Regions from separate parts of the Homo sapiens genome. Here region 2 is linked to region 1. A link is a loop called in an ENCODE intact Hi-C map of the cell type or tissue named here. Cell type or tissue: PC-9. All regions are shown on one strand.

The links. Peaks named below come from ENCODE experiments on the same cell type or tissue, not always from the same donor. Only the 100,000 strongest peaks of a DNase experiment are listed, where the experiment ranks them.
Region 2: it touches region 1 in a loop (11-fold over the local background); 1 of 110 quality-filtered maps calls a loop at or near these places.

Annotation. Positions count from the first base shown.
Region 1 is chr13:49,060,214-49,068,213 of GRCh38, forward strand. The region is part of intron 2 of FNDC3A (fibronectin type III domain containing 3A); the gene reads left to right. Among named protein-coding and RNA genes, the nearest start is that of FNDC3A, 88 kb to the left of the region's middle. In PC-9, no CTCF peak of the experiment used is centred here; DNase peaks (open chromatin) are centred at 2,308 and 3,488; H3K27ac peaks cover 2,400 bases.
Region 2 is chr13:49,237,111-49,245,110 of GRCh38, forward strand. The region is part of intron 1 of LOC105370203 (a long non-coding RNA gene); the gene reads right to left. Among named protein-coding and RNA genes, the nearest start is that of CDADC1, 6.8 kb to the right of the region's middle. In PC-9, CTCF peaks have their summits at 3,131 and 3,331; a DNase peak (open chromatin) is centred at 1,711; H3K27me3 peaks cover 4,496 bases.

The DNA of each region.
Region 1 (8,000 bases):
ACTTTTGTACATGAATGTTTATAGCAGCACTATTCTAAATAGCCAGAAGGTGGAAATAGCCTAAATGTCTGTCATCATTTGAATGGATAAACAAATTGTGATATATTCATACAATGGAATGTTATTTAGCCATAAAAAGGAAATGCTGAGGCGGGGCTGGTGGCTCATGCCTGTAATCCCAGCACTTTGGAAGGCCAAGGTGGGCGGATCACCTGAAGTCAGGAGTTCGAGACCAGCCTGGCCAACATGGTGAAACCCCATCTCCATTAAAAATATAAAAATTAGCCAGGTGTGGTGGCATATGCCAGTGGTCCCAGCTACTCGGGAGGCTGAAGCAAGAGAATCGCTTGAACCCAGGAGGCGGAGGTTGCAGTGACCCGAGATTGTGCCACTGCACTCCAGCCTGGGCGACAGAACGAGACTCGGTCTCAAAAAAAAAAAAAAAAAAAAAAAAAAGTGCTGATGCATGCTACAACTTGATTAAACCTTAAAAACACTGTACTGAGTGAAAAGAAGCCAGGTCACAAAAGATCACTATTGTATGATTTTGTTTATATTAAACATCCAAAATAGGTAAATACATAGAGATAGAAAGCAGATTGGTGATTACCAGGGGCTCGGAATAGGGTAGAATGTAGAGTGACTGCTTAATAGGCATAGGAATTTCTTATGAGTAATGAAAATGTTTTGGAAGTATACATGGAGGTGATGATTGCACAACATTGTGAATGTACCAAATGCCACTGAAGGTTACACTTTAATATGGTTAATTTTATGTTATATGAATTTCACTTCAATAAAAATGTTAATAGTTACAGAAATTGATTATAATATTGATTTTTAAAAGAATCCATGAGTCCATATTGAGACTAAAAAAAAATTAAAATTGAAAGAGGGGGCTTGTGTTTGTTTTAGAGATGAGATCTCACTCTGTCACTCAGGCTGGAGTGCAGTGGCGTGATCATAACTCACTGCAGCCTCAAACTCCCGGACTCAAGTAATCCCACTCTCCCAGCCTCCTAAGTAGCTGAGACTACAGGCTTGCACCAGCATGCTTGGCTTTTTCTTTTCTTTCCTTTTCCATTTTCCATTTTCCCTCTCTTCTCTTCCCTTCCCTTCCCTTCCCTTCCCTTCCCTTCCCTTACCTTCCCTTCCCTTCCCTTCCCTTCCCTTCCCTTCCCTCCCCTTCCCTCCCCTCCCCTCCCCTCCCCTCCCCTCCCCTCCCCTTCTCCCCTCCCTTCCCCTCCCCTCCCCTCTCCTCCCCTCCCCTCTCCTCCCCTCCCCTCTCCTCCCCTCCCCTCTCCCCTCCCTTCCCCTCCCCTCCCCTTCTCCCCTCCCCTCTCCTCCCCTCCCCTCTCCTCCCCTCCCCTCTCCTCTCCTCCCCTCTCCTCCCCTCCCCTCTCCCCTCCCCTCTCCCTTCCCCTCTCCCCTCCCCTCCCCTCTCCCCTCCCCTCTCCCCTCCCCTCTCCCCTCCCCTCTCCCCTCCCCTCTCCCCTCCCCTCCCCTCCCCTCCCCTCTCCCTCTCCTCTCCCTCTCCTCTCCCTCTCCTCTCCTCTCCCTCTCCTCTCCTCTCCCTCTCCTCTCCTCTTCTCTCCTCTCCTCTCCTCTCCTCTCCCAAGCTGGTCTCAAACTCTTGGCCTCAAGTGATCCTCCTGCCTCAGCCTTCCAGTGGGCTGAGATTACAGGCATGAGGTACCACATCCAGTGAAAGGCTCTTCTTGGAGAAGAATGGTGACTAATACATGTAGAAAGAATGATGTTTTAAAATCACCATTTTACAGTCCCCATAGTAATAATTGATTTAGTAATTGCGGAAACCATTGTGTAAAGGATTGCCAGGGACAAGAATATTCACAAAGCCCCGAAGTATCACCATGTTGATTATCACTATTGAAGGGAAACTGTGCCTTTCTCATAGAGACATCTGACAGATACTACCTTAACAAAATGATCAAACCTTACACCACCCAGGTACTCTAAAACCATTTACCAAAAAGAGTGAGAGTGAGCAAAAGTGGCAACACGTTAATTGGTGAATGTAGGTGAAGTTTACATGGGTGCTAATTGAACTATTCTTGCATTTTTTTCTATAGGTTTAAAATTTTTCAAAATAAGTGGGGGTAAAGATGAAATTTGGATATGACCCTTTCCTGTTTAATAGTGTTGCCTGAAGGTTAACAGTTGAACTCTTTAGCCTACTAGTTAAGGATCCTTATGATTCAGCCCCTGTTTATCTTTCCAGTCTTATCTTTTTCCATCACATTTCTCAAACTAGTTTAAATGTTAGCTATGCCACACTACTTCCTATTTTTCAGATTGCTCATGTTCTCTTTCACCCTCATGACTTCGTACACATTATATGTGCCCTCTCCTTGAAGTTTCCTTTTCCTGTCTTTATCTTGCAGACTTCTGCTTGTCTCGCTGAATTCTGTGTAGTTTATCATTTCTTGCAGGAATCTTCCCTGATCATCCTAGGTTGAGTGGATGCTTATAATGCATTGCTCATATTCCTGTTATACCACTTGTTACACTATAAGTTAATTGGCTGAGTACTTGTCTGTTTTCTTCCTAGACTGGGAACTCCTTGATGCCTTGGACTGTGATTTATTTTTCTTCTTTTGGTGTCCACAGTACCTGCAAGAGTGTGTGCCACACGGTAGCTGTTTAAGAAAAGATTTTTACATAAATGAATAAATTTCACCTCCTGCTATTTCCCTGGATATTTTAACTTAAAATAGGTCTGTTTATCTTCATTTGTACTTAATATCAGTTTTATGTGTATATCATGTTTGGTTTTCTTAGTTTTATTTCTTTTTCTCAACTTTATATAGTGAATGATTTTGTTACAGAAATTATTAGTAATTTATAGAATTCTGCAGCACAACTAGTACATGATAGGATTTGATCCAATAAGTATGAACATTTCTTGCTTAACTGTACTACATTGCTAAGCACTGTGGGAGAATATAATAGAGATGACATTTTGGCAATTTAGACAATGAGCTAATGTTTCCTAACATTAAAGCCAAATCTATAACTCATTTTCTATACAAATAAAACTTCTGGATTTAGCAGAGATGTAAATATGATTTTAAAAGGAAAGAAACTCTAAATATACTAAAAACATTTAGGTAAGTTTTTTTTTTAAAATAATCATGTAATATAAAGTCCTTTATAGTGCTGACCTAAAAGGAAGAAGCTGAGGCAAAATTCATGGAAGTAGAGCTTATTTGGGCCAGGGTCGAGGATTGTAAACCAGGAGCATGGATTCAAGTTGCCCTGAATGTAGACTCCAATTAGCAGCAGTTACAAGTAGGTTTTGAAATGAAAGGAAGCAATTCCTAAATTGTTTCCAAGAAATTACATTAATATAACAAGCTATTGATTGGGTATACATTATTCCTTGTATCACAAATTCCAGGAAAATGAAGATAATGGGTGAGTCAGTTAGTCAGGAACAAAATATCTTTAAACAATTGCCCCTGGGCATGGGTGCATAGGGTGTGACTGAAGTCCCATACTCACGTCTCTCTGGGCCTGATAAATTTTACATGCCTCACATAGCTCAGACTGCTCTGAGCTGTTTTTCTTTTCTCAGTAATATAAAATGAAACCCAGAAGCTATAAAGGAAAACATATTGATATAATAATTCTTCTACTTAAAAATGTAAAACTCTAGTGTAGCAAAACAAATTTTTTTATTTGAAAAAAGAGAAAGTATCTGTGTTACATGTTATGGCAAAGGGCTCATTTCCTTGGCATACAAACGACTATTACAAATCAGTGGAAGAAATTCAAACAACCCAATTGAAAAACAGGTAAAGGACATCAATAAATAGTCTGTGGAGGCCAGGCGTGGTGGCTCATGCCTGTAATCCCAGCACTTTGGGAGGCCGAGGTGGGCAGATCACGAGGTCAGGAGTTTGAGACCAGCCTGACAAACATGGTGAAACCCCGTCTTTACTAAAAATACAAAAATTAGCCGGGCATGGTGGCAGGTGCCTGTAATCCCAGCTACTTGGGAGGCTGAGGCAGGAGAATCGCTTGAACCTGGGAGGTGGAGGTTGCAGTGAGCCAAGATCGTGCCATTGCACTACAGCCTGGGCAACAGAGCAAGACTCCGTCTCAAAAAAAAAGTAGTCTGTGGAAAAAGAAGATTGCTGATAAATATAGAAATATTGCCCCCCGCCCCCCCCCCAAAAAAAAAACAACAAGGGGTTTGTTCACCTAGCAAGCAACAAACAAGTGTCCACAAAAACACAGGTTTTGACCAATAGAAGTTTTATTACCTATCACAAGGAAAGAGATCACTGAGAGTATTCTCCAAAGCAGTGTCTCCCTGAGGGAAAGTGACAGGAAGGTTTCATGGATCAGTGGAGAAGGGAGAGGATACGTCATCACATGTAGAGGAGGGGCCCCAGTGGCGCAGACACAGTCAGTCATTATGCCAGCACACAGGTTGCATGTAATGATAATGATGCTATAGCTCCTCCTGGGGTGGAGACTTTATAGCATGGTGAGGCGGAAAGTTCACTTGGGTTCATGTGTAAGTTGCTGAGGTCTGTCAGTAGCTGATTCCAACTGACTAGATGACCACATAACATACAGGGTTTGGGAAAAAACAGGTTGCAAGGCAGGAGGGTATAAAGCAAGCTCACAGTTCATGTTTATTAAATTCTTATAGTCCCTGGAGACCTTCCGTGTCTGCTTACAATATGTTATAATGAATGAGTAGGTCTGTATACTGCTGTGGAAAATTGTATGAGTGAAAAAATCCATCATACTTTTCAATTCCTGATTCAGTTATCTATTGTTGTGTAACAAACCAACTCAAAACTTAGTGCGTCAAATCAGCAAACATTTATTTGCTCCATTTCTGCTCTCTGGGCAGAGCTCAACTGGGCAGTCTTTGCACTGGTCTTGCCTAGAGTCACTCACCTACTTAAAGACGTATAGAGTCAACTAGAGCTGGAAACCTGCAATGGGCTGGTCAGGCAGCTCTCTCTCCCCATCTCTGTGGCATCTTCAGCAGAGTATCTGGACCTTTTTTACATGGTAGCTCAGGAACCCAGGAGGGAACTTTCCAAGAGTCACAGGGCCCAGTATCTAAGTGCTTATGAAAACCAAGTCACATGGCCAAGCCCAGAGTTAGTATTGAGGACTACACAATATGTAATACCAAGAGGTGTGATTCACTGGGGACCACCAGTGTAACCACACTTCCTAATTTATGTTACATACCTATTTATCTGTTTATTGCCACTCTTCCATTAGAATGTATCATCTGCAAGAGGATGGGTTCTGCTTATCTTGTTCACCTATATCAGCCTAGAACAAGATATACTACATTGTTGGATTTCAGTAAATTTTTGCTGAATATATATGTCTAGTAAGATGTTGTGTTTAAAGAAAATGGTGTGTATTAGGGGAGGCTGGTATTTCTGTGTGCATAATAAACTTCTGGAAAGATAAACATAATGGTTTTATGATTAAACATGATGGTTTCTGGATTTGAAAAGGAATAAGGGGACAAGAGGGGACCTTTTACTCTATTTCATTTACATTGTGTATTTCCATGACTGTATCCCAGTTTTATAACTTAATACATAGTAAAATATGAGAATCATTCTTTATTTGTAAAAAAATTATTTTCTTAGACATTTATAAGAAATACTAAAATTAGAGTACAAGGCCAAGCAGCTTGTAAAAATGATTTAAAGTTGTCTGGTCAGTATGATAGAGTTCTTAAAAACATTCAAGTTTATGCTAAATGAATGTTATTCATTTACTTATTCTCCTACTCAACAAAGATTTTTTGAGTATATAATAAGTACTATAGTACATTGTTTTGGGTATCTCAGTGACAAGATTCTTTGTCTTCCAGAGTTCTATTAGTTCAATTGGCAGACCTGGTTGGATGAATAGGAAAATGCCAAATTATAAAATACCTTTGAAAATTCTTAAAAAACTGTATTCCTGTATTCGTTTTGGTTATTAAAATAGTCATTTGGAGCCAAGCATAGTAAAGATTTTGAGTCAGAGACAAAAGAATAAAATAGTAAGACTTTTTCATTTGTGACTTCTGAACTAACTCTCAAGGCAATCTAGAAAAAAGTAGTTTTAGTTCTTCTGAGTTCTCTAGAGTAGATCTCTCACCCTTATAGTTCATTGCTAGATAACCTAAAGAGTATCTGGCATTTATGGTGCCCAAGAAACACTTATTGAAGATATATGTAATAGGCTTCACTTACTGCTGCTTACTGTGTATGTCACACTGTGCTGTATGTTTTACATGTATATTATCTGTTAATCCTTCAACAGCCCTGTGGCAAAATCATTATAGATCTCAGTTTTCAGACTAGGCAACAAAGACTTAAGTAACATACCCAAAGTTACAAATAGCTATTAAGTGGTGAAGCATATTGAAAGTCAAGATCAGAGATACTTCAAAGCTTATATTCTTTTTTTTTTTAACAACATTCTTTTTTTTTTAATATATACTTTAAGTTCTGGGATACATGTGCAGAACATGCAGGTTTGTTACATAGGTATACACGTGCCATGGTGGTTTGCTGCACCCATCAACTGGTCATCTGCATTAGGTATTTCTCCTAATACTTTCCCCTCACTGCCCTCAAAGCTTATATTCTTAATGACTATTCCTTTTTGCCCCTCCACCAAACCCATTCATATGAGACTAGCATTGTTTTGCATCTGTATATGCTTGCATGTTTATTCAAAAAACAGTCTATTTTTTAATTACCTCGGAGAAGACTTTATGGGCAAAAGTGTAGAGGCAGGAAGGAATGTTTGGCTAGACTAGAGTGGCTTATAATAGACATGACGAGATGGGTAAAGAAGTAATAAATTGTAACCTGGAAAGCCAAAGGATTGTATCATGCTGTTAATTGGCTATTCTACTAAAAGGTCAGATGAGGGAAGAACTAAAAATTTTTAGTTTTAAAAAAAATTAGCTTTTGGGTTATTTGTAGATTTTAATTATATTTTCTTTATTCTTCAAGGATATGTAAGATGTGCCTACATTTATGCTTTAAATATCTCTGATTTGTCTATCAACTAATAACATTAGAGCAGTGTCTTTCGCATTTCTTAATTCCCTCTCTAATTTCCCTGTTTATCCTTCTCTCTGTGCAGATTGTTGGTTTGGCATTCTGTCTGGATAGCCTCAGCCAACAAGTATTAATAGCTTGGTCAAAACACAGAATTTTGAGGAATCATTGTATCCATAGGGTAAGGTGGATGTAAAGCAAAGATATTTAGGTAGTTTAGCCATGATTTATTTTATTAACCCATTTATGCCTAGTGTACCATTATTGGAACGCTAAGCTTGTGGGAGTTATTTGTATCCTGCTGCTCAAGGTCATCGCCAAGGTCCGATTTTTCACAAAAAAACCTTATAACCTCCAGCATAAATGGGTTAATTTAATCATTTCTTATTGATTTCGTCTGTCCTAATAGTTCTTAATCTACTTTGGGTCTTGGACCTCTAAAAATCTGATGAAAACAGTGCTCAGAAATTGTAATATCTACAGAAAGTTTATATACCAATCCAGGTTGTTTACAAACCCTTTGAATCCTATCTATGACACCCAGGTTAAGAACTCTTGTGCTTTATCTCCATGCTGGTCTCAAGTAACATCCTACAGTAATTCACCACCACTATAAAATTTTATCACTAATTAGAAAAAGGGTGGAAAAGATGGAATGCTTTAAAAATTTTAAGAACCATAGATTTGTTAGAATCATTAAAAATGTGTTGGAAATAAAAGCAAAAGGAACATCCTTCAGTCTACTTTCAAAATTTTAAGTATGTTTTACAGGCCAAGCATTGTGGCTGTCCTGTAATCCCAGCACTTTGGGAGGCCGAGCTGGGCGGATCGCTTGAGGCCAGGAGTTTGAGACCAGCCTGGGCAACATGGCAAAACCCCGTCTTTATTTAAAAAAAAAAAAAAAGTGTGTAAGTGTGTGTGTGTGTGTAA
Region 2 (8,000 bases), 180 kb after region 1:
GGCTAATTTTAGTATTTAGTAGAGATAGGGTTTTGCCATGTTAGCCAGGCTGGTCTCAAACTCCTGACTTCGTGATCCACCTGCCTTGGCTTCCCAAAGTGGTGGGATTACAGGCGTGAGCCATTGTGCCCAGTCACATTTTCTAGTATTAGAAAATAACATGACTGCTTGAATAAAAGCAGGACATTGTTAAAGGGAACTCTCATTTGATATTCGGGGGGAATGCAAGTTTGTTGTCACATTTTTTAAATTAATAGCACACAATTCATAGAAGCATAGCCCTCTAAAAAGAGATTACCTTGCTGAAACTGAAAAAGTGTTAGGATTTTATAGCCTTTTTAAATAAGTAAATTAACCCCAAACAAGATACCACTATATACCTATTACAATGGCCAAATTCCAGAACACTGACAATAACAAATGCAGGTGAGGAAGTGGAGCAACCAGAGCTCTCATTTGTCAATGAAAAGAGTCAAATTCTAAAAAAATCTTTGAAGAGATTTACTTTGAGCTAAATATGAGAGACCAATGACCCGTGACACAGCCCTCAGGAGATCCTGAGAACATGTGTCCAAGGTGGTCAGGGTACAAGTTGGTTTTATACAATTTAGGGAGATATAAGACATCAATTAATACATGTAAGATGTATACTGGTTAGGTCTGGAAAGGCAGGAAAACCGGAAGTGGGGACTTCCAGGTCATAGTTGGATTCACAGGTTTTCTGACTGGCAATTGTTTGAAAGAGTTATTATCTAAAGACCTGGAATCAATAGAAAGGAATGTCTGGGTTAAGATAGGCAGTTGTAGAGACCAAAGTTTTATCATGCAGGCGAAGCCTCCAGGTAGCAGGCTTCAGAGAGAATAGATTGTAAAGGTTTCTTATCAGACTTAAAGACTCTATTCTATCAGTAATTCCAAAATGGAGGAGGGCATAATGAGGCAGGTCCAGCTCCTCCTTCCCATCATGGCCTGAAAGTTGACCTGAACTAGTTTTTCAGGTTAACTTTGGAATGCCCTTGGTCGAGAGGAGGGGTCCAATCAGATGGTTGGGGGGCTTAGAATTTTATTTTTGGTTTATACATTCATTTCTGTTAGAAAGGAAAAAAAGGTACAGTTACTTTGGAAGATAGTTTGGCAGTTTCTTACAAAACTAAACATACTCTTACCATATGATCTAACAAACATACTCCTTGGTATTTACCCAAAGGAGTTGAAAATATGTCCACAGAAAAACCTGCACATGGGTGTTTGCAGAAGCTTCTTTTTTTTTTTTTTTTAATTTTATCATTGTCCAAACTTGGAAGCAACCAAGATGTTGTTCGGTAAGTGAATAGATAAATAACTATGCTACAACCAAGCAATGGAATATTATTTGGCACTAAAAATAAATGAGCTATCAAGCCCGAAAAGATATGGAGGAAACTTAAATAATGCATATTGCTAAGAGAGAAGCCAGTCTGAAAAGACTACTGTTCTGCAATGGGCAGGTCTATGGAAATCTACCCCTAAAGTCTGCGGAAGCTAAGAGGCCAAGAAAGAGGCTGACACATTTGGTTTCTCAGGAAAAAACAAACAAACAAACAAACAAAAACATTTAATAGGGACTTAGGAAGAGAAGCCACAATGTCCTGGGCAGCTGCCAGACAAGGTGTTGGATTCCCACACTATGACCCCCACAGACCCAGGGCTTCCATGTCATAGGGAAGGAATGTGTAGGACAATTATAGGGAAAGGCAAGATGCTATGTGAATCTGCCTAGAGCAGAATTTATGGTCAAGGGAGTTTTGACCTAAGGGCAGGATTTACAGTAAGTACAAGCTCTTACACAAGGAACAGTAGATAAAATGGAAGATAGCAGCCTTCCCTAAATTGAGGTTAATCAAGAAGTCAACAGGGCGGATTGGCATCCAAGATGGAGTTGCGTTAGCCTCCACAACTACATACAATGATTCCAACTATATGACATTCTAGAAAAGGCAAAACTATGGAGACAGTAAAAAAGAAGACTAGTGTTGCCAGGAGTTAGGGTGCAGGGATGAATAAAGCAAAGCACGGAGGATTTTTAAGGCAGTGAAACTACTCTGTATGATATACTACAATGGTGGACACATGTCCCTACACATTTGCCCAAACCCAGAGAATGTACAACACCAAGAGTGAATTCCAATGTAAACTGTGGACTTTGGGTGATGATGACATGTCAGTGTAGGTTCATCAACTGTAACAAATGCACCACTCTGGTGGGGGATGTTAATAGTTGGGGAGGCTGTGCATGTGTGTGGCAGGGGCCATATGGGAAATCTCTATTTTCCACCCCATTTTGCTGTGAACCTAAAACTGCTCTAAAAAAATAAAATCTTTTTTAAAAAGTTAACCCAAAAGTATATGGTTTTATTGCCCTAAAGAAAGTTAACCAGGCATATTGTACCTAACTTAGCTATTTTAGAGAATCCTTTTCTCTTCAAGTATTTAAATCCTGTTCCTCAAATACACTCTGAACTAGGTCTCATTGCTGCCACCAACGGTTCACTCATTTTAGGAGTTAAATGAGGGGGAGTTAATTGAGTTTTATTGGAAAACGGCCACACTCAGTCGTTTTCATATCATCTATGGCTGCTTTTGTAGCAGAATGGAATAGTTGTGACACAGACTAAATGGTCTGAAAAACCTAAAATATTTGCTATCTGGGCCTTTCCAAAAAAGTTTGTAAACTCCGGGCCAAATAAAACTTTGACACTTGCTCGAATCTGGTATGAAAATTTTGCTTGTAGCATCAGTTAACATCAGCAGATGATATGATACCAAAAAGTACTTGGTATCATCAGTTAACATCAGCAGATGATACGATACCAAAAAGTACTTGGTATCAGTTGCTTTTGGTAAAAGCAATTCTACAGAGGGCCAAAATACTTTAGCTAAAAACCACTGATTCAGAATCTCTAAGGCTGGGACCCAGAAATCTGGGTTTTAACATAGTCTCTGAGGGACTCTTATGCATACTCCAGTTGGAGAATCGCTGGAGCCCACTGGCCTAGCCCAGTGGTGGATGTACAGATTCTGACTCAGAAAGTCTGAAGTGCAGCCCAAGATTCTGCTTTTCTCACAAGCTCCCACATGATGGCGATGTTGCTGGTCTGAGGGCCTTAGTTTCCTCACCTGCGTAATGGAGATGATAAAAATCTATTTCATAGGGTTGTTGTGGGTAGTAAATGAAGTCATAATGTCCATTTATATCCTGCCCCCACCCCTTTCAAGCTATGTCTATTGGGGCAAGTTACCGAATGTCTTGGTTCCTATAAGTGGAGCTAAATAATATTGCCCACATCACAAGGTTGCTGGAAGGAGCAAATGAGATAATAAACATAAAGTACCTAGAACAGAGCCTGGAACACTGTAAAGGCTCAATAATGTAAGATACTATTATTACTATTATCATTATCGTTACATAGGGTGTCTGATCATAGCAGATATTCCATCAGTGTTAGTTTCCTCCCTACTCCCTCTCCTATCCATCCTCTCATCCCTACCCCTCCCTCTAGTGTCTTCTGTTGATTTCTTTTTTATTTTTGTTTAGAGATGCTGTCTCACTCTGTTGCCCAGGCTGGCATACAGTGGTGCAATCATAGCTCACTGCAGCCTCAAACTCTTGGGCTCAAGCGATCCTCTCACCTTAGCCTCTGGAGTGGCTGTGGCTACAGGTGCACATTACCACAACTGGCTAATTTTAAAAAGTGTTTTGTAGAGATGGAGTCTCGCTATGTTGCCCAGGCTGGTCTTGAACTCCTGGCCTCAAGTGATTCTCTGGCTTTGGCCTCCCAAAGGGATGGGACTATGGGCACAAGCCACTGCACCCAGCCCTCCTTCTGTTGATTTCTAATGTGTCTAATTAGATAACTTCTATAGGAATGCTGATTCAGAAATACCTGAACCCAGGTGGCCCTACCTGACAGTCCAGAGGTGCCACACAAACAGGGACCCAAAATGAGCTTGGACATTGACTGTGCTGCCCAGGCCCCTCTGCCCACCCCCTCTCAGGCAGGCTTTTGGTAGAGAGTTTGGGAGAACAAGGGAAAGTGGGCTTGCCAGTCCTTCCCACCTCAGGGGAGCACCATTTCCAGGGCTGCCTGAACATTCTTACTCTGCAGCACATTAATCTACGTGGCACCAAGTTTATTTTTCTGAGAAGATTATTTGGGACAATATATGGAAAATCTGAGAAGTCATTTCTCTTTGGCAGCACTGCCCTCCATAACAAAGCACATATTCCTGAAGGGCATCTGGATTTTGTTTCAGGTTTCTTTTTGCTTCCTCAGGGTTTAAGTGCTGCCAGGAATGGCCTTCTAAGAATTGCTTAGCAAACCTTAATCTCCAGACTCAGGGTGGTGGGGATAATCACATTTTTTGCCCGAAATGACCAAATTGAAACCATCCCCACAGGGTTGACAAGAATGGCATGCTGGGTTCTGGACAGAAATATAGTTATAATTAAGAATGAATCAGCCGGGCGCGGTGGCTCACGCCTGTAATCCTAGCACTTTGGGAGGCCAAGGCCGGCAGAGTGCCTGAGCTCAGGAGTTCGAGACCAGCCTAGGCAACACGGTGAAACCCCATCTCTGCTAAAATACAAAAGAAATTAGCTGGGCATGGCAGCATGTGCCTGTAGTCCCAGCTACTCGGGAGGCTGAGGCAGGAGAAATGCTTGAACCTGGGAGGCAGAGGTTGCAGTGAGCCGAGATCGTGCCACTGCACTCCAGCCTGGGGCGACAGAGCAAGACTCCGTATCTACAAAAAAAAAAAGAACTAATCAGACAGGCACGGTAGCTCACACGTCTAATCCCAGCACTTTGGGAGGCCAAGGTGGGTGGATCGCTTGAGTTCAGGAGTTCGAGACCAGCCTGGCCAACACGGTAAAACCTGGTCTCTACTAAAAATACAAAAATTAGCCAGGCTTGGTGGCATGTGTCTGTAATCCTTGCTATTCAGGAGGCAGAGGCATGAGAATCACTTGAACCTAGGAGGCAGAGGTTGCATTGAGCCAGTATTGTGCCACTACACTCCAGCCTACCTGGGCAACAGAATGAGACTCTGTCTTAAAAAAAAAAAAAAAAAGAACTAATCAGGCCACAATTCAGCACACTTCCTTGTTGCCAAAAGTCACTAGATCCTGACCATTTGCATCCCCATTGTTCCTAAAGATAGGATTTCTGACATTAAGATTATAATGATGGAGACAGGAGGCAGAGAAATTCTAGGCAGACAGGGGCAGGTCCCTGGCAAAGTCCCATCCTCAAGCCAAAAAGCCTGAGACTGCAGCCCAAAGTGAGAACTTACATCCCTGTTCTCCCGCTCAAATGTTGCCTTTTCCAAAACCACCCATGGCCCGCCCTGCCCCCTATCCTGTGCTTATAAAAACCCCAGACTCAGCCGGCAAAAAGGAGAAGCAGCTGGACATCAGAGACTATGGCTCAACGTCTGAGAGAAGTGGCTTGACTTCAGAGAGACAGCTTGACAGCATAACTTCAGAGAAGAATCTGGCCAGAGACAGCCGGACTTCAGGGGAAGATTACCTTCCCACCCCATCCCCTTTTCAGCTCCCCTTCCTGCTGAGGGCCACTTTTATCAGCGATAAAATCCTGTTTTTACCATCTTTCAATTCCTTCGTCCAAACTCATTTCTCCTGGATGCCAAACAAGAGCCTAGGAGCCACAAGTGCAGATGCAAAAGGCTGTCACACTGGCCCTTTGCCCTCACTGGTGGAAGACAGCTCCCTCACATGAAAAGGCAGAGGGAGGCTCTGCAGAGCTGCTAACACTTAAGCTGTCTGCAAATGGCAGAGCTAAAAGACCACTGTAACACTCCCTCTGGGGCTTCAGGGGTTGCAGGAACCCCACCAGATACTGCCTTGGGGGCATGCATGGAGTTTGCTCCTGCTGGTGCTCAAAAGTGCTCACCTGGCTCCTGCACCTGCTCACCTGTGTGCTCCCTCCCATAAGGGGTGGAGAGCAGTGAGTCCGAATGAGTGGAGTTCACTCCTGCTGGTGACGAAGTGGCCAGCTGATTCCAGTGGTTGTGTACTCCAGTTCCTGCCTTATTTGCTCATGCGCTCCCTCCCGCAAGGAGTTGAGAGCTGTGGGCTGAGTAAATGGGGCACCCCTATTGCGAGTCCTGCAAAGCGGTCAGGGAAATATCCTACTTCAATAAGACTGTTTAAAAATGGATTTGCATCCCTGTTGTTCCTATAGAGATGATCTCTGACGGAATCATAAGGCTTTTGTTTAAGGATTGCTTAAGATGTTCTCAGATCCAAATTTCAGCGACCAGTTTGGAGACCCTCACAGAAGAACGGGATGAGCATAAGAACACAGCTTCTTCATCTCCCTGTCCCATGACTTCACCCTGTGCTCTTCGACCAGTGAACACTCTCCACACTTGGGCCCACTCCAAAACCCTAAAGACTGTAGCCCCAAACTCCTCAGACAGATGGATTTAAGATTCCCTCCCATCTCCTCCTTTGGTGACCCTATAGGTAAATGCTTTATCTGCTAAAACCCAGTGTCTCTGGCACTGGTCATGGAGTGCCTTCTCACAAGAGCAAAATTGAGTGTAAGGTACATTTTCTTCCACAAGCCAGGTATTCCATAAGCACCACCAGCATCAGCAGATCCAGCTACAGATTCAGTGACTATGATCAACTCCACAGACCATCAGCTTGCTTTGTTGAGAGGATTCTGTCCTAATAAACACACTGCTAAGACTAACATTCCCAATCCACAGGACCTAGAATAAAAGAAAATTCAGGCTACTTAGAGAATAGGTAAATGAAAGATGAAAAAGGGAGGGACAATCAACAGTATTGAGCACCTGTGCTTTGCCAAGCACCATACTACTTGGGATCATGTAGCCCTTCATGAAAATTTGTGATAAATGTTTTACCATCATCCTTTCCTTCCTTCTTTCCCTGGGCTATTCCTTCCTCCCTTCCTTCTTCCCTGAGTAAGTCAGTCAAAAAGGCATTTGATAACCTCCCCTCCCCTCCCCTTCAAGGGAGAAGAGGCTATTACAGCAGAGGAAGAGGAAGGGGCTGGAAAGCCAAAGAAGCAACTAGCATGCTAGGAAGGTGAGTCACATACAGGGGAACTGAGGGTGGAAAAAAGAAAGAAAGGACAGAGGCTGCTCCTTTAGCCTGGATCCCAGAGCCAATTCACAGGAGCAGCAGCATGTAACATGAGTAAAAATTAACCTTTGTGGGGGCAAGCCACTGAGATTTCATGGTCATTTGTGTGAAAGGAAAATGAATCTTGGGGCCCCAAAATCACTAAGCTAAAGGGAAAAGTCAAGCTGGGAACTGCTTAGGACAAACCTGACTCCCTTCTATTCAAGTCATCCCTCTGCTCACTGAGATAAATGTATATCTGATTGCCTCCTTTAGAAAGGGTAATCAGAAGCTCAAAAGAATGCTAGCATTTGTTTCTTATCTACCTAAGACCTGGAAGCCCCCTCCCAACTTCGAGATGTCCCACCTTTCCAGACCAAACCAATGTTCATCTTACATATGTTGATGGATGTTTCATATCTCCCTAAAATGTACAAAACCAAGCTGTGCTCTGACCACCTTGGGCACATGTCGTCAAGACCTCCTGAGGCTGTCACAGGCGCATATCCTTAACTTTGGCAAAATAAACTTTCTAAATTAACTGAGACCCGTCTTAGATTTTGGGGGTTCACATTTGTTACCCACAGCAAGCCGGGTCTAAGCCAACTGATACAGTAACTGGTAAATAACTTCTGTTCTTAGAGTGTGAATACAGCTTGTCTCTCTCATATCAAAGCCCATGGTCCTTCCACTTGATATATAGAATTGTTTATTGATTTAAAAACCATTTTATTGATTAAACTGGCCTTTGTAGAACTCAGCTGCTCTGAGCTTGTCCACTTCTCAGCACTTAGGGAAAATTTCATTTTATAATCCTTTTTAGTCCTCTTATTCCTCTGCAGCAGAA